Linked DNA regions of Homo sapiens: region 2 is linked to region 1. Evidence: chromatin loops called from intact Hi-C (ENCODE). Cell type or tissue: CD14-positive monocyte. All regions are shown on one strand.

Region 1 (8,000 bases):
GCTTTTAAAGTCTATTGATAAGTGTTCAAAAGAAATGATACATTACCTTAGTTAAGAAGTACTAGATTTTGGCTGGGCGCGGCGGCTCATGCCTGTAAACCCAGCACTTTGGGAGGCCAAGGCGGGCAGATCACCTGAGGTCAGGAGTTCAAGACCAACCTAGCCAATATGGTTACCCCATCTTTATTAAAAATACAAAAATTAGCCGGTTGTGATGGTGCGCACTTGTAATCCCAGCTACTAGGGAGGCTGAGGCAGGAGAATTGCTTGAACCTGGGAGGTGGAGGTTGCAGTGAGCCCAGATCATGACACTGCACTCCAGCCCAGGCAACAGAGAAAAACTCCATCTCCAAAAACCAAGAAGTACTAGATTTTCCAACTATATAAGTCTTTGTTTTGATGGGTTTTTAATTACATTTCTGCTCTCTCATTGACAGTTTTGTTTCTGTTGTTTTTGAGATGGAGTCTTGCCCTGTTGCCCAGGCTGGAGTATAGTGGTGTGATTTCGGCTCACTGCAACCTCTGCCTCCTGGGTTCAAGTGAATTCTCCTGCCTCAGCCTCCTGAGTAGCTGGGATTACAGGCATCTGCCCCCACACGCCCACCTCAGCTTCCCAGAGTGCTGGGATTACAGGTGTGAGCCACCACGCCTGGCCTTAATAATGTTCTTGATGTGAAACTTATTAGTAGCTACTGTTTGACTTTCTAGAAAATATTGATTAATAACCCTTTAGAGTACTGATAGGCATTTAGTGTTTGTCTGTTAAAATTGGAAGCTGTCTTGAAAGCAGAGACTGTGGTTTTATCCCTTTTGTACTCTTGGGTTCTTGTTACTGGCTCAATGAGTAGTTGAACAGATGAAGAAAACTTCATCCGTATGCCTTCCCCCTTTTCTCTGGCTTTGGTTCTAGAAAGGTGAGTCGAGTTAATTGGCAGGTGTTAGTGAGTGGTAGGTACCTGGGCCCAAACCTATATCTAGTGAGGCTCTTTCATCTCTGCTAAAGGGGGCAGCATATCTGGTTGAACTAATGCAAACTTCCCTGCTTATCCCACTGTGACTGATTGTTCTGTTTCTCTGTGACTGATTGTTCTGTTTCTTTAGGAGAAGTTTTTGCGATATGTGGAAGCTGTGATGCTTTGGGAAACTGGAATCCTCAAAATGCTGTGGCTCTTCTTCCAGAGAATGACACAGGTGAAAGGTGAGTATGGAAATGTGAGGTTACAGAATAACTGTGACATTAACCTTATGATGTTAGGGGCTTTTAAGATATCTTGGTATTTTTTCTTTTAGTTATAATTTTTATCAACATTATCACGTTGCATAGTTTTATGAGTGAAATAATTTTACAAAATTTGTGTGGGAAAAACAGGTTCCTCTCTTACTGTTAATCCCTGCCTCTCAACCACTTTCATTTCTTTTTTTTTTTTTAGATGTATTTTTTATTTTTACAACTCAGGATAATTGAATATACTTTTAATTCTTGACTGGTTCTTTAGGTACTTACCACCATAATTAGTTAGACAGGGTCTCACTCTGTTACCCAGGCTGGAGTACAGTGGTGTGATCCTAGCTCAATGCAGCCTTGAACTCCTGGGCTGAAGCGATCCTTGCGCCTCAGCCTCCTGAGTAGCTGTGACTATAGGCACCCATGACCATGCCTTGTTAATTGTGGTTGTTTTTTTGTTTTTTGTTTTTGGTGTGGAGATGGCATTACTTTTTTGTTTGTTTGTTTTTTGGGGTTTTTTTTGGCACAAAGGTGGTGTCTGGTTATGTTGCCCAGGCTGATCTCAAATTCCTGGACTTGAGATCCTCCCACCTTGCTTTCTTATTTGAAGAAACATTTTAAGGCATTAACATTTGTCTGGTCACTATATATTATTTTCTTCTTTTTAATTTTTTCTGATTTCTTTTTTTAATGGTAAGTACATATTCTTGATAAGAGATCTAATTTTTGTATTTGCCTATAAAAGTATTTCCTTGAAGTATGTGGTGTTAAAAGGAGCAGAGAGTGGAACACATACTTAGATAGCTTAGCTAATATGAAGAAATGTATTCACTAGTGGCATTGAATCCATCAGTAAACTTAGTATGGGCACAGTGGATGGAGAAAGGTAAATCTGGGTGTCAGCCACTCTTCTGCAGTTAAGTGTGAACTTGGGCGGCTGATGTCTGTAGGCCTCAGTTACCTCATCTGCATGATAAAAAGGGGTTAGCATAGATGAGTGGATGTCAGCAGAGGTGGCACTTACCCCACTGTGGATAGTTGGAAGTGTTATAGGTTTTCCTAAATAGCATACAAGTATATCCAGTGCCCGATTAGGTGATTGCTAAGGCTCTATTTTCCTGTAGAGCAGCATGTCTTAAAATGTGGCCTGTGCACCAGTACCAGTCCAAAAGACTTTTAAAAAAATCAATCCATGATGTGAGAAATACAAAAACTGAGAGCAAGCATTTAGAAATGTGTATAGCAGTTTGACTCCATGCATGTCACTGTGGACACATCTCATTGAACTGGGTATGTAGATCAGAATATTGGTCACCAGACAGGTTGAGTAAAGCAAACAAAAAATGCTGGTCATTCACAGCAAATAGTTTGAGGAGCACTGGTGGTAAAGCAACGGAAAATAACAAAGGAAAGTAAAAAAATAACAGTAATGTAAGCTAGGAGAAAGAAAATTAAAAAACACAGAACTCCCTTTTTTCTAGTTTGTCACTAGTATGACATATTTTCTCAGCCAATTCTCAGCTCTCCTTATAAGAGTTCTGTTGGTAAATAGTATTACTTTAATAGTATATATTCTTTACTAGTCTTTCACAGACTAGTATTTCCTTCAAGTGGCTATTTTTTCTTCGATTTTCAGATCAGCCACTCTGGTCTGAAGTGAAACCTCATATCTTTCTGAACTTGTCTCTAAAACACACCCCTGCCTGTCCTAAGTCAGTTTCAGCCAACTTGGTCAAAAAGATGTGAACAGGATAAGACACTTAACAATTTTAAGAGGACCAGTTGTTCATATGTTGTGCATGTACAATGAAATAGAATTGATTCACAGGTAGCAGATAAACAGTGTTTCACAGGGAGAAGGGAGTAGATACACAGGAATCCATGTGCCTTTAGACAATATTCGTGAGTTTTAAAATTGTGTTTCTTTGGAATTTTAATGTGCTCTGCATCTAAGTCTGCTGTGCCCCTGTCTTTCAGGGAGCGTCTTAAGCTTTCTCTTACCAGCTCTCCCTACCCACAGGCTCATGGCAGCTAGAGCTCTCCTGGAATTTTTTTCTGCTTAGAGAAAACTTGAAGGTCATGGTATTGTTTCCTAATACTGCTGAAGATGTGGGTCACTTGTGGTTTCATTTGCCCTCCTTGTAGATTTTATGGTATTTTGGGAAAGGATATAAGGGCAATTCAGAATTAGGCAGCTGCACTAAACCACCATATGACTACCCGTCTTTCCTGGTTTTGATTTAATTTCATCAGATTATTTTGTCTTTAGTTCACCAAATAGTTCTGATTCTTTTTTTAAAATTTTTTAGACAGGGTCTCATTCTGTCACACAGGCTGGAGTGCGATGACACGATTTCGGTTCACTCTAACCTCAAACTCCTGGGCTCCGGTGATCTTCCTGCCTCAGCCTCTCGAGTAGCTAGGTGTACACCATCATGCCCAGCTCATTAAAATTTTTTTATAGAGATGAGGTTTCACTGTGTTGAGACCTAGGCTGTTTGTGAACTCCTGGCTCAAGCTGCCCTCCCGCCTCAGCCTCCCAGCGTGCTGGGTATAAGCCACTATGCCTGGGTTCTGGTTCATTCTTAAATTTGCCACATTTGCTTAGACAAGTGGAGTAAAAAGACTCACTGCTTTGCCTTCTTCATCTCTTGTTTTCATTTAGTGGTTCTTTACCAGGGATCGCATTAGAATCACTTGGGAGGACTTGAAAAAAAATACACATACCTAGATCCTGCTCCTGGAGATTGAGAAATAATGGCTGAGGGAGAGGCGGCAGCACGTTTTTCACAGCTTATTAGTAATTCTACTCTGCACTAGTGGGGCTAGTTTCACATGCTCCAACTGGCTGTTTTGGAGATGAGGTAGTACTGGGAATTTGTCCCCCCCCCTTTTTTTCTTTTTGGGGTAGCAGAAATGGCAACTTTCTATTCTTAATTGGAAGAGTCCACCTGGAAACCTCTGTTGAAAAGGATTCTGAGGCTTATTGGGGAAAAATAGGGAACATGTGTCAAGCATTTGCTATTCTTTTTTTGTTTTTGTTTTTGTTTTTGTTTTGAGATGGAATCTCACTCTGTCACCCAGGCTGGAGTACAGTGGCGCGATCTGGGCTCACTGCAACCTCAGCCTCCCAGGTTCAAGTGATTCGCCTGCCTCAGCCTCCTGAGTAGCTGGGATTACAGGCTTGTGCCATCTCGCCTGGCTAATTTTTATATTTTTTGTAGAAATGTGGTTTCATAATGTTGGTCAGGCTGGTCTTGAACTCCTGACCTCATGATCCGCCCACCTCAGCCTCCCAAAGAGTTGGGATTACAGGCGTGAGCCACCACGCCTGGCAGCATTTGCTATTCTTGCTTTAAAGCAGTGATTTTTACTTATTTATTATTTATTTATTTTTTATTATTATACTTTAAGTTCTAGGGTACATGTGCAGAACGTGCAGGTTTGTTACATATATATACATGTTCCATGTTGGTTTGTTTAAAGCAGTGATTTTTAAAAATGTACATACCTTAATTAAAAAATACTTTATTGCTAAAAAATGATACAATCATTTGAGCCTTTAGTGAATTGCAATCTTTTTGCTGGTGGAGAGTTTTGTCTCAATGTTGATGGCTGCTAACTGATCAGAGTCGTGGTTGCTGAAGGTTGAAGGACAGTGTCAATTTCTTAAAATAAGACAGTGAAGTTTACTACATTGATTAACTGTTCCTTTCATGAAAGATTTTTCTGTAGCATGCAATCACCATAACAGATATAATAATAACAAAAAAGTTTGAAACATTATGAGATTTGCCAAACTGTGACATAGACACGAAGTAAGCACATGTTGTTGGGAAAATGGCACTGATAGACTTGCTCGACTCAAGTTTGCCACAGACCTTCAATTTGTAAAAAACACAGTATCTGTGAAGTATAATAAAGTGCAATACAATGAGCTATATCTGTATTTATTTTAGGAGCTAAGCTTGTATCAGAGTAAGGACAATGCCCTAAAACCTGTCTTAGCAGAGCCAGGTAGGGCTAAACTACTCATGCTGAATTAACGTTTGGTTAATGGTCTATGACAGGGGTTCTCAAAGTGTTTATAAAAGTTACCTGGAGGCGGCCGGGCCTGGTGGCTCATGCCTGTAATCCCAGCACTTTGGGAGGCCGAGGCGGTTGGATCATGAGGTCAGGAGATCGAAACCATCCTGGCTAATGCGGTGAAACCCGTCTCTACTAAAAATAAAAAAACAAAGTTAGCCAGGCGTGGTGGCGGGTGCCTGTAGTCCCAGCTACTGGGGACGCTGAGGTGGGAGAATAGCATGAACCCGGGAGGCGGAGCTTGCAGTGAGCTGAGATCGCGCCACTGCACTTCACTCTGGGTGACAGAGCAAGACTCCGTCTCAAAAAAAAAAAAGTTACCTGGAGGCTTGTTAAAATACAGGTTACTGGGCCCCCACCCCCAGAGTTCCTAATTCAATAAGTCTGGGTAGGGCCTGAGAATTTGCATTTCTAAGAAGCTCCCAGCTACTAATGATGGTCTGGGACCATGCTGTGGATAGCACTAGTTTATTATTTGAAGCTAAAACTCAGTTACAGTAATGAATTGTAGTGAATTCTTGACCTTAAGGCAGCTGTTGAGTCAAATCTTTAGTTTCTGTTAGAATAACATAGTTCAGAGAAAGACATTGGCCTGAAACAAGATACAGGTTCTGACTGCTTGTCTGAGGAATAGCCAGAGCCTGGGTAGGACAGCTTAGAATAACGGATAGTCAAGAATAGGAGTGTAACTCATGTTTATCTCTCATTTGTGACACAAAAGCTGCGACCCAAAGTCTCTTATCAGCCATGTAACATCCCTCGCTAAGTGGGAAGTCACAGAAGATTCTGACTCTGGCTTCCACTTTTGTACAACTTGAATTTTCTGTTTGGAAACTTATCCTGGCTCTTTATATGGCTGGTTCCTTCTCATCATTTAGACCTGAGCTCAGACAGCGCTTCCTCATTAAAACCTTCCTTCCTTTTAAAAGCCTCCTCCAGAACTTCGTTCTGTCTATCTTCTTTGGTTATTTTTCTGTCTACCCACACAGCAAAGGAAGCTCTTTGAAGATAAGGCTCTTTCTGCAGTATATACCCCTGTGTTCCCATTGCCTGCTACAGAGTAGGCCTGTAAAATTTTGTGTAGGAATAAATAAGTGATATTGGTCATACGTTTTATTTGAGGAGTTTTGTGAATTAAGAAGTCTTTATGCACTGTAGTTTGATATTGATGCTGCTGCTTTTAATTTTCTTTCTTCACAGCATGCTATGGAAAGCAACCATTGTACTCAGTAGAGGAGTATCAGTTCAGTATCGCTACTTCAAAGGGTACTTTTTAGAACCAAAGGTATGTTTTCTTTATCTAGTTTCCAATTCCTTTAGCACTTCCTTCAAAAGCAACTCACTTAAGTTTGAACACGTTCAAAGTAAAATGCATTTGCTTTGGTCAAATAAGGAATAGAACTCTTGATTAATAAAATTTACCAAAACCAAGGAAGTAGCCACTTCAGAGGCAGATGATGTCTGCCATGGAATTTTAAAAAGACATAGTAAGTATGTTCTGCAGTATTCTTATGAAATTGGTTTTAATGTGTTCTCTGTAAGTGTGCATTTTCGGTAACTTTTGTAAACTAGTTAGGAACCACTTGCAGAGCTTTTACTTTTGGTTTTGTTTTTTAATCCTTATGTGATGTAAATACATTTAGAGAAGTATATAGCCTGTTTTAAGTGAGTAATTAAAAAAATTATTTCACAGCAGCCATCTCTTAGTGGCTGTGTTAACTCTGATCAAAATTTAATTGATTCCTTTTAGATTTTTTCAAAGATGTTATTGATAAGACCCCTATCTTTTCTGGAGGCCTTTGGCATATCTATTCTAAATTTGCCTGTTCACAATTCATTATTTTGGGATTGTTTTCATATTCAGAAAAGAAAAAAAGTTAATCATTTTCCTTTTATTCTAAAGATACTTATTTGCTGAAAGGATTCTTTTCCTTCAGACTTTTACATTTGACACCCTTGGGCTGCATATGAACAAGGGTTTAGGCAGGGGTCTAGGATACAAATCATGGATTAGCTCTTGTTAAAAAATGTATTTCCTTTGGGAGTCATTAAGTGTTTTTGTTACGTGTGAAAAATGCAAGCAGCCACTGTTACCTCGTGCTCTTAGCCACCATTATACAAAGAAAAGAGACAAAATGACAAAAAATGACAAACCCACTTTAGCTGTCTTTTGCACCTATTACGTTTCTTGTTCCAAGAATATTTTGTGAATACACAGTAATTGAACTTAAATTACATTGTGGTTGATCATTGTGTTGGCTTTTCTTGACAATAGTTTCACTTTAACTTAAGAAAAGGGCATCTCATTTATTTGGCATGGGGTTATGCATCATGGTAAAGTTCTTTAGTATAACTTAAGCAATTGTGTGTAGATACATAGGTCATAGATATGGAAAGTTTACCTGAGGATCCTGGTATATGAAATTTAGCTTTGTAATATGTGAAACCAACTAAATTTTACTTAGGGGAGTTTGGATGAGAAAGATGATAATGAGTTCTTTGGGCATAGTTTTCTAAAGTAAGACTATTGTCAACACAGGTCAAATTAAGCCAACCTAAGTATTTATCCTCTTCATTGAAAATGTTACCAAAAGCAGCAGATCAGTCCAAAATACCTTTTGAAAAAATTGGCAAGAAGTCTGCTTAACAGTAAAAACAAGTTTTTCTCCTTGTAATACTTGCAAAAGTT
Region 2 (8,000 bases), 170 kb before region 1:
AATAAATAAATAAATCCAGGTCTGCGGGCCTCCAGACTCAGATCAGGTAATTAATATGAAAGAGAGGGCTTTACCACTAAAGACGGCCACTACCTACATCAGGGAATTATCATTAGTTTAAATAATAGATGTTTCGGCAATCTAGTCAGGAAACCTTGTAGAAAGGTTGTTACTTAAATCCACAGCATACTTCATACAAGGAATGCTAAAGTCTCTATTTTTATTACTCATCACACATAACAGGCCCACATTGCTATTTTCTGAAGTTTTAAAAGAACAAAACAAAAAAAAATTCCACTCTCTCTTTGTTGAACCAAATATTCCCCTGCTTCTGAATTCATTTTGAGGGAGATTAGAAAGAGACCTGAGATTAACAGCAACAATAACAAAAAGACATCCAGGAAACAGCTCCTTGTCATTGCTGTGCCAGGTAAGCTGTCCTTTGAAGTTCCTCCTGAAAGCTTTGCTTAGGTAAGATGTTTTTCTGCCTAAGACAATGAAGCATTCTCAGAGATCTGCTATTGGAAGAGAGAGAAACAAACTATCACACACCCGTATTGCTGCTAGTTGTTTTTAAGTTAGTTTGTTTTAAACTCTGCTTATTACCTGGATCCACATCAGAAGAATAAGGAAAAGAATGGAATTCCAAAGAACTGAAAGCCTCGCTGTTGGCTTCTTGGCTGGGTCCCTGCAGGACGTAATCTCTTATGTCACACGCTGATGGCAGGTCCAAAGCACTGCTCTCCTCTGACAGGCTGCCTGAAGTGGCGTCCCTGGCTGCCATAGTCCTGCCATGGAAAAAAGAAAACAATTCAGTACAAAAGGCACCACATAGCAGGATCCTTCATTGGAGACAGAGCTTGAAGAATTTTATTTGTTTTTTATTTTTATTTTTATTTTTGTAGAGATCAGGTCTCACTAAGTTGCCCAGGCTGGTCTTGAACTCCTGGGCTCAAGCAATCCTCCCACCTCAGCCTCCCAAAGTGATGGGATTATAGGTGTGAGCCACCATACCCACCCAAAAAATTTTAAAGGTCAAACAACAGTGAAATCAGAATGATTTACAGTAGTCCCCCCTTATGTGCGATTTTGCTCTCTGCAGTTTCAGTTGATCTCACCCAACTGTGGTTCAAAAATATTACATGGAAAACTCCAGAAATAAACAATTCATAAATTTCAAATTGTGCACCATTCTGAGTATTGTAATGAAATCTCATGCTGTCCCACTCCATCCCACCTGGGACATTAATTACCCCTGTCCAGCGTATCTGAACTGTACATGCTACCTGCCCCTTAGTCATTCAGTAGCCTTTTCAGTTACCAGATGGACTGTTGTGGTATCACAGTGCTTGTGTTCAAGTAACCCTTATTTTACTTATTAATGGCCCCAAAACACAAGAGTAGTGATGCCAGCAAGTCAGATATGCCAAAGATAGGCCACAAAATACTTTCTTTAGGCAAAAAGGTAAAAGTTGGCCAGGCACACTGGCTCATACCTGTAATCCCAGCACTTTGGGAGGCTGAGGTGGGTGGATCACCTGAGGTCAGGAGTTCAAGACCAGCCTGGCCAACATGGTGAAACCCTGTCTCTACTACAAATACAAAAATTTAGCCAGGCTTGGTGGTGGGTGCCTGTAATCCCAGCTACTTGGGAGTCAGAGGCAAGAGAATCCCTTGAACTTGCGAAGCGGAGGTTGCAGTGAGCGGAGACCGTGCTATTGCACTCCAGCCTGGGCAACAAGAGCAAACCTCCATCTCAAAAAAAAAAAAAAAAAAAAAAAAAAAAGGTAAAAGTTCTCAACTCAATAAGCAAAGAAAAAAATCATATGCCTAGGCTACTAAGATCTACTGTAACAATGAATCTTCTATCCGTGAAATTGTGAAGAAGGAAAAAGAAATTCATGTTAGTCTTGCTGACACACCTCAAACTGCAAAAGTTATAGCCACACGGAGGTTGTAGTGAGCCGAGATTGCACCACTGCACTCCAGCCTGGGCTACAGAGCAAGACTCTGTCTCAAAAAAAAAAAAAAGTTATGGAGTTATGGCCACAGTACATAAGTGCTTAGTTAAGATGAAAAAGGCCTTACATTTGTGCGTGGAAGATATGAACAGAAAGGTGTTCTGATAGCAGTGTGTTGTACCAGAAAGCACAGAACCTACACAAAGACATCAGCAAGGATCCCCTGAAACAAGTGACACCAAGCCATTTACTGCAAGTAAGGGACAGTTACACAGATTCAAGAATAGGTTTGGGCTGAAAAGCATAAAAATTACTAAAAAGGTTGCATTTGCCAGTGAAGAAGCTGCTGCAACATTTTTAGCAGACTTGAAGAAGTAGATTAAGGAGAAAAGATACCATACACAGCAAGTCTTCAATTGCAATAAAACTGGCCTCTTCTGGAAGAAGATGACCAATAGAACCTACATTCATAAAAGTGCAAAGGAAGCACCAGGGCATAAAGCATGAAAAGACTGGAAAGTACCAGATTAACTCTGGTACTCTGTGGCAACGCTGCAGGGCATATGATAAAGCTAAGCATAGTGTACAGAGCAAAGAACCCATGTGCTCTCAAAAGCAAAACCAAAAATTATTTATGCTTGTGTTCTAGCCATATAATCAGAAAGTATGGGTGACAGCTGTCTTGTTTATAGAGTGGTTCCACCAATGTATCAATGGTTCCCAGAAGTGAAAAAATATTTGAAAGAGGAAGGGCTGGAATTTAAGGACCTATTAATAATAGATAATGTACCTAACCATCCTGAATCTGTTTGCCATGAAAATGAAAATGCTGAGGTTGTATTTTTACCTGCAAATACAACCTTTTGCTTCAGCCGCTTGACTAGGACATCATTCATTTTCTCAAGGCCACATACATCTGCCTGGTATTTGATCACATTCAACAGCAATGGATGCAGACCCTAAACTGGAAATAATGTAGTGCTGGAAATCATTCACTATTGCTGATGCAATAGCACTCATCAAGTTGCAATGGATGAATTAAACCACAAACCAAATGCCTGCTGGAAGGACTGATGGAGTGGAAGTTGTGAATGATTTTAAAGGCTTGCCTGAAATTGATAGATGAATTAGGAAAATCATCCATGCAACAAGACAAGTTGATGGAGAAGGATTTGCTGATATGCTTGATGAAATAGAAGGACATACTGAAGGCCTTTGAGAAGTGTTAGCAAATGAGGAACTGGAAGAACTTTCATGTCCTCCACAGAGGAAGAGGAAGATGAAGAAAAAACTAAACCAGAACCAGCCATGTGGACATTACTAAAATTTGCTGAAGTGTTTCAAACTGCACTGACATTAAAGCACAAAATTATGGCATATGATCCTCAGATGGAATGCAGCTTAAAATCGCCTACAACTTCGCAGCAACACTTTTGAGTTAGAGAAAGGCAACAACCTCTGATTAGAATGTTCTTCCAAAAGTTTTCATCAAAAAACACTATCAAGGATCCCCAAGCATTGAGATCTTCATGGCTCAATGATCCAGTATTGCCTGAAGCAGAGGATCCTCCTTCTGATGTAACCTCAGAAAGTCAATAGTAGCCGAACACTAACAGTGCCTGCGCCATTCACCTCTCTTCATCTCATCACATAGGTAATTCCTTTTTTTTTTTTTTTTTTTTTTGAGAAGGAGTTTCACTCTTGTTGCCCAGGCTGGAGTGCAATGGCACAATCTCGGCTCACTGCAACCTCCGCCTCCTGGGTTCAAGCGATTCTCCTGCCTCAGCCTCCCAAGCAGCTGGGATTACAGGCATGTGCCACCACACCTGGCTAATTTTTGTATTTTTAGTAGAGACGGAGTTTTGCCATGTTGGCCAGGCTGGTCTCGAACCCCTGACCTCAGATGATCCACCCGTCTCAGCCTCCCAAAGTGCTGGGATTACAGGTGTGAGCCACAGTGCTCAGCCACGTAGGCATTTCATCATCTCACATCACCACAAAAAGAAGGGTGACTATAGTACAATAAGATATTTTGAGAGAGAGACCACATTCACATAACTTATATTACAGTATATTTTAATAACTGTTCTATTATTAGTTTTGTTGTTCATCTCCTACTGTGCCTAATTTATAAATTAACCTTTATCATAGGTATGTATATATGCATAGGAAAAAACGTAGTACATATTGGGTTCAGTACCATCTGCCATTTCGGGTATCCCCTGGGGGGTCCGTAGTCCACCTCAAGGGTAAGGCAGGACTGCTGTACTTTCCCCTGCTATTGATGGTCTTTAACTCAGTATTTGTTTACCCTGTTTTCTTCATCATGAGAAAGAATTGCTCTCAGCAGAGAAGAAACATTAATAATTTCAGCTGGAAAATAAACTGCATGTCAGAAAAGGGAATGGTTCAATCAGAGAGCACTCTCTCAATGAAATACCACACAGCACCATAACTCAAGGCCTACAAGAATATTTGATAAGGCTGGGTGCAGTGGCTCACGCCTGTAATTCCAGCACTTTGCGGGGCCGAGGCAGAAGCATCTCTTGAGCCCAGGAGTTGAAGACCAGCCTGGGCAACATAGCAAGACCCAATTTTTACAAAAAATTTTAAAAATTAGCCAAGTATGGTGGCATGTGCCTATAGTCCCAGCTACTCAGGAGGCAGAGTTGGGAGGATCACTTGAGCCTGGGAGGTCAAGGCTGCAGTGAGCTGTGATTGTGCCAATGCACTCCAGCCCAAACGAGAGTGAGACCTGTGTCTTACCAAAAAAAAAAAAAAAAACAATTACATGAGAAGAACTGTCCATGATACGTTAAATGTGGTGAGCATAGCCGCCTTCCAAGCAGTTGACCTGGGCTTGATTCCCAGCCAATGTGCCCACGTGCATACACACACATGATATATTCAATGTAAAAAGGTTCTAAAACATTAAGTAGGGTTTGATCCAGATTATATAAAATAAAATGCCATGTGTAAGATGTATGTGTAAGAAATATAGATAGATAAAGCTAGGAGGAAAAATGTCTAGAAGGGTATATCCAGTGAATTAATTTCACTAGTTATCTGGGTAATATGATTACAGGTGATTTGCATTTTCCTCTACGGACCAAACATGCAGTCAGTCAATTATTTAATGTGACAGGCCTGGTGCCAGGCACTGGGAACACAAAGGTGAATGTCACAGACCCTTCCCTCCTAGTTTGGAGTGACCCAAACACAGACACATACCTTGTTAACACAGTGAGTCAAGACAGAAGAGCCCAGAAGGGGCAGGAGGCTTTCTGGAAGAGGTTCTCCCCAAGCGTGGGGCAGGCCAGCCATGGCTAGGGGAAAGTGTGCACTCAGGAAGAACCAGCTCGGACAAGCACAGTGCCACAGCGTATCAGGGGTTTAAAGTGAGTGTCAAGAATTGGCTGGGCGTTGTGGCTCAAGTGCTGTAATCCCAGCACTTTGGGAGGCCAAGGCGGGTGGATCACCTGAGGTCAGCAGTTTCAGACCAGTCTGGCCAACATGGTGAAACCTCTTCTCTACTAAAACTATAAAATTAGCTGGGCATGGTGGCACACACCTGTAATCCCAGCTACTTGGGAGGTTGAGGCCCAAGAATTGCTTGAACCCGGGAGGCAGAGGTCGCAGTGAGCCGAGATCACACCACTGCACTCCAGCCTGGGTGAAAAAGCAAGACTCTGTCTCAAAAAAAAAAAAAAAAAGAATTCGTCACTCAGTGAGTAAACGGGAAAGGACAAACTCTGTGGTCTCAGCTGGATGGCTACAGAGCCCTTCTCCTCCTGTAGCCAGCTCTGGGAAGGCCTGGCTGCTATCAGCAACTTGGATACAAAGACTCTTTAATTAAGCTCTGGAAACCTCCAAGGTGGCTTAGTGGATTCAGCATTTGGACATTACACTAGGTGTTCCCTACCCCTCCATTACTCTCTGACTCATAAGTTGCTGTCATCAATAACTCTTATGATAGCTGGCACCAGGTGTCATGAGTGCCATGGGCACATGCAGAGCAGTTATCAGGTCAGATCTGCAGATTTGACAGCTGGGTAGCAGGTGGACTTGTCGCACTTAAGCCTGGTGGCAGGCAATCTCATGAACAAGAATTCATTCGCCTGCAGTGGTCCGGGTGGGAAAGGAAGAGCACATGAATGAGGTCAGGGACCCACGGGTCAAGAATAGATTCAGAGAGATTAAGAATAGATTTACTAACTGAAATGAGAGTAGAACTTAATAAATGAATAAAGAGGCCAGGCGCGGTGGCTGATACCTGTAATCCCACCACTTTGGGAGGCTGAGGCAGGAGGATTGCTGCTCAAGAATTTGAGACCAGCCTGGGCAACATAGCAAGACCTTGTATCTATTAAAAATTTAAAAAATACATGTTAGCCAGGCAGAGTGGTGCATGCCTGTAGTCCCAGCAACTCGGGAGGCTGAGATGGGATGATCACTTGAGCCAGGCAGTTGGGGATACAGTGATGCGAGATTGTGCCACTGCACTCCAGCTTGGGTGACAGAGCGAGACTCTGTCTCAAAAAGAAAAGAAAAGAAAAGAAAAGAAAATGTGAATGGAGAAATGTGTTAAAGAGGAGCTGAGAGTCAACAAGGAGAGACAGTTTCGGTGACTGGGTTTTTTATTAACTGGGTTAGAGGTGACAGGAAAAGAAACAGTTTTCAGAGGAGGCAATATCCAAATTATGGCATCCTATGCAGCTGTTAAAACGACAGTCAGAACTTCAAAGATCTCAAAAACATATGTTTGCATGAAAGAAGTAATTTCAGACTGGGCATGGTGGCTCAAGCCTGTAATCCTAGCACTTTGGGAGGCAGAAGTGGGAGGACTGCTTGAGGCCAAGAGTTCAAGACCAACCTGGCCAACATAGCCAGACCCTGACGCTATAAGAAGAGAAAAAATATAATTAATTTTAAAAAGAAGTAATTTCAGAATAACATGAGCAGTGTAATCATAAGAGTAGTTCCCATTTATTGAATGCTTGTTAGAGGCCAGGCATTGTGCTAAGAGCTTCATCTGTCACAACCCTATGAGGCAGGTAATCCTATCAGTACCCTCTTTAACAGTCAGACTCAGACACAGAGAGTAGTAAAGTCACTTGCCCAGGGAAACACATCTCGAAAGCAGCCAAGCTAGGATGAACGCAGCCAAAAGTCCTCCCAGCATCCTGTGTCTGCATAGCCCCAGTATTGCAGCCTAAACTACCATGCGATTAGGCAAAGATAGGAGACATATTAAAACAAATCAACAGTGAGACCTGGCAAGATCTTTTTGTTTGAGGACACCCAGTCACGTGCTGTTGTACACATTCGCTCAGGCTGAGAGTGAGCCAAGCTATCAGCTGGTTGGTCTTGAAAGGAATGGAGTGATCAAGGTTCCTAAAGAAGCAAGAACATCCTGTCTTTTCACAGGTTCTATATTAGCCAACCAAGCCTGAAGCTTCAGCAAACACCTCTGCACCAGGCAACTCTGTCCTCCCCCTTCTCCCTTCATGTTACCTAACACTCTGCTCTAGAGGCTTCTGGAAGGGAACAAACGGGTCAATGAATGATGCTGGCATATCCTGCCTGCCTGCAAAGGTGCCGTGAAATCAACCATCAACTGAGAGTGTCATCAGCAATATGAAATGAATGGAATCCTTTTTGAAAACAAATAGCACATTGAAATGATACCTATATTTTCTTTGTTTTCAGAATCACTTAAATGCCAAATACATCACAAACTGGGAACTGGACCACAAAAAGAAGACATGTCAGCTGGGCGCAGTAGCTGATGTCTGTAATCCCAGCACTTTGGGACCCCGAGATGGGTGGATCACGTGAGGTCAGGAGTTTGAGACCAGCCTGGCCAACATAGTGAAACCCTGTCCTCTACTTAAAAAAAAAAAAAAAAAAAAAAAAAAAGGATTTGTGCGTATAAAATACATTATTTGGGACTCAGTGAATTTGTACGGAAGTAAAAAACCAGAAGTGGAGGCAGATTAAACCCTTCCTGTGGTGTGAACAACCTTGGGCCAGCAAGTA

What was found. Peaks named below come from ENCODE experiments on the same cell type or tissue, not always from the same donor. Only the 100,000 strongest peaks of a DNase experiment are listed, where the experiment ranks them.
Region 2: it touches region 1 in a loop (2.1-fold over the local background); 17 of 110 quality-filtered maps call a loop at or near these places.

Annotation. Positions count from the first base shown.
Region 1 is chr20:5,591,923-5,599,922 of GRCh38, reverse strand. GPCPD1 (glycerophosphocholine phosphodiesterase 1) reads left to right here. Exons shown (of 20, transcript NM_019593.5): 3 at 1,102-1,198; 4 at 6,512-6,596. Among named protein-coding and RNA genes, the nearest start is that of GPCPD1, 15 kb to the left of the region's middle. RefSeq lists a silencer at 6,406-6,700. In CD14-positive monocyte, no CTCF peak of the experiment used is centred here; no DNase peak of the experiment used is centred here; H3K4me3 peaks cover 1,266 bases; H3K27ac peaks cover 3,449 bases.
Region 2 is chr20:5,765,650-5,773,649 of GRCh38, reverse strand. It overlaps SHLD1 (shieldin complex subunit 1), which reads right to left. Exons shown (of 3, transcript NM_152504.4): 2 at 607-788. The coding sequence starts at 784. Among named protein-coding and RNA genes, the nearest start is that of SHLD1, 19 kb to the right of the region's middle. In CD14-positive monocyte, no CTCF peak of the experiment used is centred here; a DNase peak (open chromatin) is centred at 3,209; H3K4me3 peaks cover 896 bases; H3K27ac peaks cover 817 bases.